2 separate regions of the Homo sapiens genome follow, and region 2 is linked to region 1. Evidence: chromatin loops called from intact Hi-C (ENCODE). Cell type or tissue: chondrocyte. All regions are shown on one strand. Each heading gives the region's core, and the rest is flanking DNA. Links, peaks and the distances in the headings are about the cores only.

What was found. A loop is a pair of places that touch in the nucleus more often than their neighbours do. Peaks named below come from ENCODE experiments on the same cell type or tissue, not always from the same donor. Only the 100,000 strongest peaks of a DNase experiment are listed, where the experiment ranks them.
Region 2: a loop joins it to region 1, with 5 times the contacts of the local background. A loop is called at or near these places in 6 of 110 quality-filtered maps.

The regions. Positions count from the first base shown.
Region 1 is chr15:40,018,264-40,021,077 of GRCh38, reverse strand. It overlaps EIF2AK4 (eukaryotic translation initiation factor 2 alpha kinase 4), which reads right to left. Exons shown (of 39, transcript NM_001013703.4): 30 at 1,878-1,985; 31 at 51-179. Among named protein-coding and RNA genes, the nearest start is that of SRP14, 20 kb to the left of the region's middle. In chondrocyte, for the core only: no CTCF peak of the experiment used is centred there; a DNase peak (open chromatin) is centred at 1,620.
Region 2 is chr15:39,966,252-39,969,065 of GRCh38, reverse strand. EIF2AK4 (eukaryotic translation initiation factor 2 alpha kinase 4) reads right to left here. Exons shown (of 39, transcript NM_001013703.4): 9 at 1,187-1,722. Among named protein-coding and RNA genes, the nearest start is that of EIF2AK4, 34 kb to the right of the region's middle. In chondrocyte, for the core only: no CTCF peak of the experiment used is centred there; no DNase peak of the experiment used is centred there.

The DNA.
Region 1 (2,814 bases), core at 139-2,638:
AAAGCCATAGCAATTTGCACTTCACTCACAGGTGCTTTTTGTCCCATTACCTGTGACCAGTCGTACATGATTTCTGCTGTGATGCCTGCTGTCCAGAGTTTCTGGGTTAGGTTGATGGCCCTGGACATAGACATCTGGCCAACACTTACAACCAGGAGGTCACAAGAGCTTATTGTAACCTGGATCAGAAACAGACCGGTTACAGTTAGAGGAGCAAGACTGCAGGCATGGAAGTGAAACCAGCATCAGGAGGGGAGGCAGCACTCTTGGGAAGATGGGCATTCTTGAAATCCTGCATAGAAACACAGCGTGCCAAAGACTTTGCTTCAAAACACATTGTAAAAAAAAAAAAAAAAGACACACTCAAACAACTTTTTCTTTTTTTTTCTGAGACAGAGTCTCACTCTGTCACCCAGGCTGGAGTACAGTGGCACGATCTCCGCTCACTGTAACCTCCGCCTCCTGTGTTTAAGCCATTCTCCTGCCTCAGCCTCCAGAGTAGCTGGATTACAGGCGTGCACCACCATGCCCGGCTAAAATAAATAAATAAATAAATAAATAAATATATATACATATATATATTTGGTCTTTTTAGTAGGGATGTTGTTCTGCTTGTTGGCCAGGCTGGTCTCGAACTTCTGGCCTCAAGTGATCCACCTGCCTTGGCCTTATTGGGATATAGCTGGAATTACAGGCATGAGCCACCATGCTCGGCCACAGTAAAAAAAAAAAAAATGTTATGTTAGTCTTTCAAGACAGAAATTATTTCAACTACCCTGAGCCATCTGGAAAATACCATTTTTCTCTAGGAAAACTAATCTTGCCTGAAATACAAGGGGGAAAAAAAGCTATTTCTAGCTTTGTAGACCACAGCAGGATTTCTTTTCTTTTCTTTTTTCTTTTTTTTTTTTTGACAGGGTCTGGCTCTGTTGCCCAAGCTGGAGTGGAAGTGGCATGATTTCACCTCACTGCAACCTCCCCCTCCTGGGTTCAAACGATTCTCCCACCTCAGCCTCCTGAGTAGCTGGAACTACAGGTGCATGGCTAATTAACCACACCCAGCTAATTTTTGTATTTTTTTGGTAGAGATGGGGTTTTGCTATGTTGCCCAGGCTAGTCTTGAACTCCTGGGCTCAACGATCTGCCTGCCTCGACCTTCCAAAGTGCTGGGATTATAGGCATGAGCCACCATGCCTGGCCTGAACAAGAAGTTTTGTTAAGAGCCTGTTAACAACTATAACATCTCACATTTATATGGTACGTTACAGATAAGGAAAATGAGTCTAGGGAAGGATGAATTAATTGTCTAAGGCAGAAGTCTTCAACCTTTTTGGCACCAGGGACTGGTTTCATGGAAGAAAATTTTTCATGGATGGTGCGGGGGTTGGGAGGGGATGCTTTTGGAATGAAACTATTCCATCTCGGATCATCAGGCATTAGTTAGATTCTCCTAAGGAGCGTGCAGTCTAGATCCCTTCCATGTGCAGTCCACAACAAGGTTCATGCTCCTATAGAATCTAATGCCACCGCTGATCTGACAGGAGGTGGAGCTCAGGTGGTAATGCTTGCTTGCCCACTGCTCACCTCCTGCTGTGCGGCCCGGTTCGTAACAGGCCCTGGATGGGTACCAGTCCACTGCCTGGGGGTTAGGGACCCCTGGTCTAAGGTCGTCCAGCTAGAGAACAGATGATAAGGACTGAAATGCAGGGATTGACATCAAGTCTTAGGCTTGTCTATCATATTAAAGGTAAGTTTCAAAACCCTACGTCTATAGCTTTCACATCAGAAGCCCCATGTAAATGACTGCAAAAGGCAAATCATACTTTTAGAAATGAAAGACACCTCGAAGTATGCTGGGAAGCCAAGCCAGAACTTACAGATTCCTCCATGTTGAGGACAGCAGCAGATATCTTGTCTATAGCTATGCTGACCCCAATGGCAGTGGGAACTGGCCCCAGAGCTTGTGGCCCTCTAAACTGGGGAATCTGTGGAGAGACACAAACAGTTATGGTTATGAAATAGGAAAGAAACTGTGATTACGGGGAAAACAATGATTAAAGAGTGAGCACTCTGTCAGCAGCTCATCATCAAAGAGTTCAACAAAAAGAAATGTGTGTGTGTAGTAAAATAGAGAAGCAAGCACACATGCAAATTTAGAAAAAATATTAACAAATGTTTCATCTAACTCTGCACTGTTCAATATGGCAGCCACTAGTCACAAGTGACTACTGAGTATTTGAAATATGGCTAATCCAAATTGACACATGCTGTACATGTAAAACACATACTGGCTGCAAAGACTTTGAAAAAAATGTAAAATCCTTGTTAATAATTTTTAGAAGTTTGAGTACATGTTGAAATAATATTTTGGATATACTAAGTTAAATAAGATATATTATAAAATTAATACCACTTGTCTCCTTTTACTTAATGTTACTAAATAATTTAAAATTACAGGTCAGGTGTGGTGGCTCACACCCGCAATCCCAGTGCTTTGAAAGGCCAAGGCAGGAGGATTGCTTGCAGCCAGGAGTGTGAGATCAGCCTGGACAAAAATGTCCCATAACCTCAAGGACATTTGTGTCACTGGGGTCATAGAAGGAGAGAAAAAAGAGTGTGAGACTGAAAAAAAAAATCAAAGAATGCCTGAAAAAATCCTCCAAATTCGCAAAAGACATAAACCTATAGATTTAAGAAGCTAAGCAAACCCTAAACAGGATAAATCCAAAGAAACTCATGCCAAGACACATCATGATTTAATTTGAAACTAAAGACAAAGAAAATAATCTTTAAAGCATCAAGTCAGAAATAACT
Region 2 (2,814 bases), core at 192-2,691, 52 kb after region 1:
GCCAACCTCATTGTTAGGGTGCATTTAAATAAATATGTTTAAAGCTCCATTGCATTAAAAAGATACCATAAAAGATTTCTTTAGAAATCTTAATATTTTCATATACTTCAAGGCGAGAAACCAACATAAAGAATCAAACTTGGCCCCTTTCCACAACTGTATGTATGTGTGTGTATATATATATATATATATCATATTCACTTTACACAAAAACAATCTCAAACACAGGTGCAGCTACTTTCACATCTGTAATGGTAAGACCATCAGTGACAGAGCATAACAATGTAAACCAGGCCAACTGGCTACTGCGATAGGTGGAATAGGGAAAGAAATGTGAAGGGTAAAAGAAATGTTGCAAATGGAAGAAGTGAATAAAAGCAAATGATTGGGAAAAAGAAGGTAAAAAACAAAGAGTGTCAGAAAGGGAAGAAACCAGCCCAGGTCAACTCCTGCAGGATAGCTGGACCAGAGGAGCATCTGGAAAAATCCAGACTGAAGGGATCTTATCTCCCATTTAACAGAAACTGACAGAACTTAGCTCTGGCTTGGACTGAAAACAGAGGCAGGACGAAATTAGAAAACACTTAAGTGAAGGACCTGGACAAACATCTTAGGCCTGAGGAAACATCTCAAGAAGGGTTCTCCCAAATTGGATAAAACTTGGCTTTGTAATTAAACATGCACCTGTGATTTACAGGTATTGAAACTCCTCTGGCTAGACTAAGGAAGTTATTTGCATTCTACAACTTAAATGAATGAGACAGCCAATGAAGAATGGTTAAGAAGCACAAGGGGCAGAATCTCACTCCCAAAGCTGTTTTTGAATAAGGAGCCTCGTCTTTGACCCTTTAGGAACCAGAGCAAAGGTCAGTATTTGGAATACCTAGGGCATTTCTCACCATAACCATCTCTATTGACTTCCAAGAGTATCCCATCAGTCCCCCAAAAGGAGTTTGAAAATCAAGTGTGAATTCCAAGTGAATTTCAGAGAATGTGGTAGTTAAGAGAATCACCAACCTACATGAGAAAACAGAACATATGAGACTAGGACAGGATTGGGAGAGCAAAGAATGAAGTCCTGTTCCTCACTTCTCAGCTTCCACATCACTTAGATGTCTGGCACACTCCAGCACAATCAAAAGTACAGGAGTAAAGTGCTATTAGAGAGAATCTCAGTGATACTCACTTCTTTAGAAAATCTTGAAAGTCAGCTGGTAAGTCACTAGGGATGGTCACAGGGTACTCTCCACATTCCTGTCCTTGGCTGAGGGACAGCAGCAGAAGGCCAAGACGCCAAACATCTCCTTTCTTCCCCGTTTTATAAGGCAGAGCATTGTCACTAAAACGAACTCGGGTTTGCTCAAACACATCCTCCTTGCAAATGTCTGCGAGGCGCTTAGAAATGCTATAGTCCGTAATCTTGACGGTGCCTTCTGCATCCACCAAGACATTAGATGCACTCAGGACCTTATGCACCACAGAATTGCTGTGCAGATAATCAAGGCCTGACAGGAGCTGAGCTGTGTACCTGCGAAGCTGATGCACAGGGATGGGGCCTGAGTGGCTCAGGTGTGCAGCAAGAGAGACCCCACTAATGTGCTCCACTAAAATGTCCACCACGATGGAGTCGTCTTGCTCTTTGAGATTCATTGCAAGGTAGCGTACTACATTTGGATGGCTCAATTTTACCAGTGAGTTGAATTCTGTTTCTGTTCCTTGAATCTGATAAGTTAAAAAAAAAAAAAAAGAATATTGGGCCAGTCAACATTAACTTGGGTTTCATTTCAAAAGTGAAGTATTTGATCATACAAGATGGGGGCATAAAAAAACAAAACCAAAACCAAAAGTGAAGTATTTGATAGAAAATATACTTTCAAATGAGAGGAGAACAAATATGCCCTAAACTGAATCCTCCCCAAACCATATGGTCAATCTAATAGTTCATAAAGATGGAAAAAATTTAGCTAATTCTCAACTTCTCTAATCTCAAAACCTACTATGCATATACTACAAAATTAGTGAACAGTTTTTAAAATAAAATTCTTTTGAGGTATAGCCACTAGAAAAAACAAACTTTAATTTAAAAATAACCTTTTCTGATTAGCTTTGTATTTGGGTTTTTAAAAATATAGTATATGATTTGAGCAGCAGAATAATGGCCACATCCTAATCCTCAGAACCTCACATGGCAAAGAGGAGTTAAGGTTGAAGACAGAAAAAAAAAATCTTTTCTGATTTAATAAAGATCATTGTCAACATTTAAAAAATTAGTTTGATAGAAAATACCCACATGTTATCTATGTGGTCACCACCCAGTGATAACTCAAGATTTTGGCACATTTACTTTCAGTTTTCTTTCTATACTTAAATACACACACATTTCTGAACACCATGCTTTATCTACGTTTTTGTAAACCTTGTTATTATGTAACACTGCAATATGCAATACTGAATGTTCTCCTTATGCTTGGTTATAAATCATAATTTATAAATTAACTTAAAAATCCTCCGGTCCCCCAAAATTCAGTTTTGAAGCAGTATTTTTCTTTTCTTTTTTTTTTTTTGGAGACAGGGTCTTGCTCTATCACCCAGGTTGCAGTTCAGTGGCATGAACACAGCTCACTGCAGCCTCAACCTCCTGGGCTCAAGCAATTATCCCACCTCAGCCTCCCGGGCTCAAGCAATTATCCCACCTCAGCCTCCCAAGCAGCTGGGACCACAAGTATGTGCCACCATGCCCACAGATTTTTAAATTTTTTGTAGAGACAGGGTTTCACCATGTTGCCCAGACTGGTCTCAACCTCCTGGGCTCAA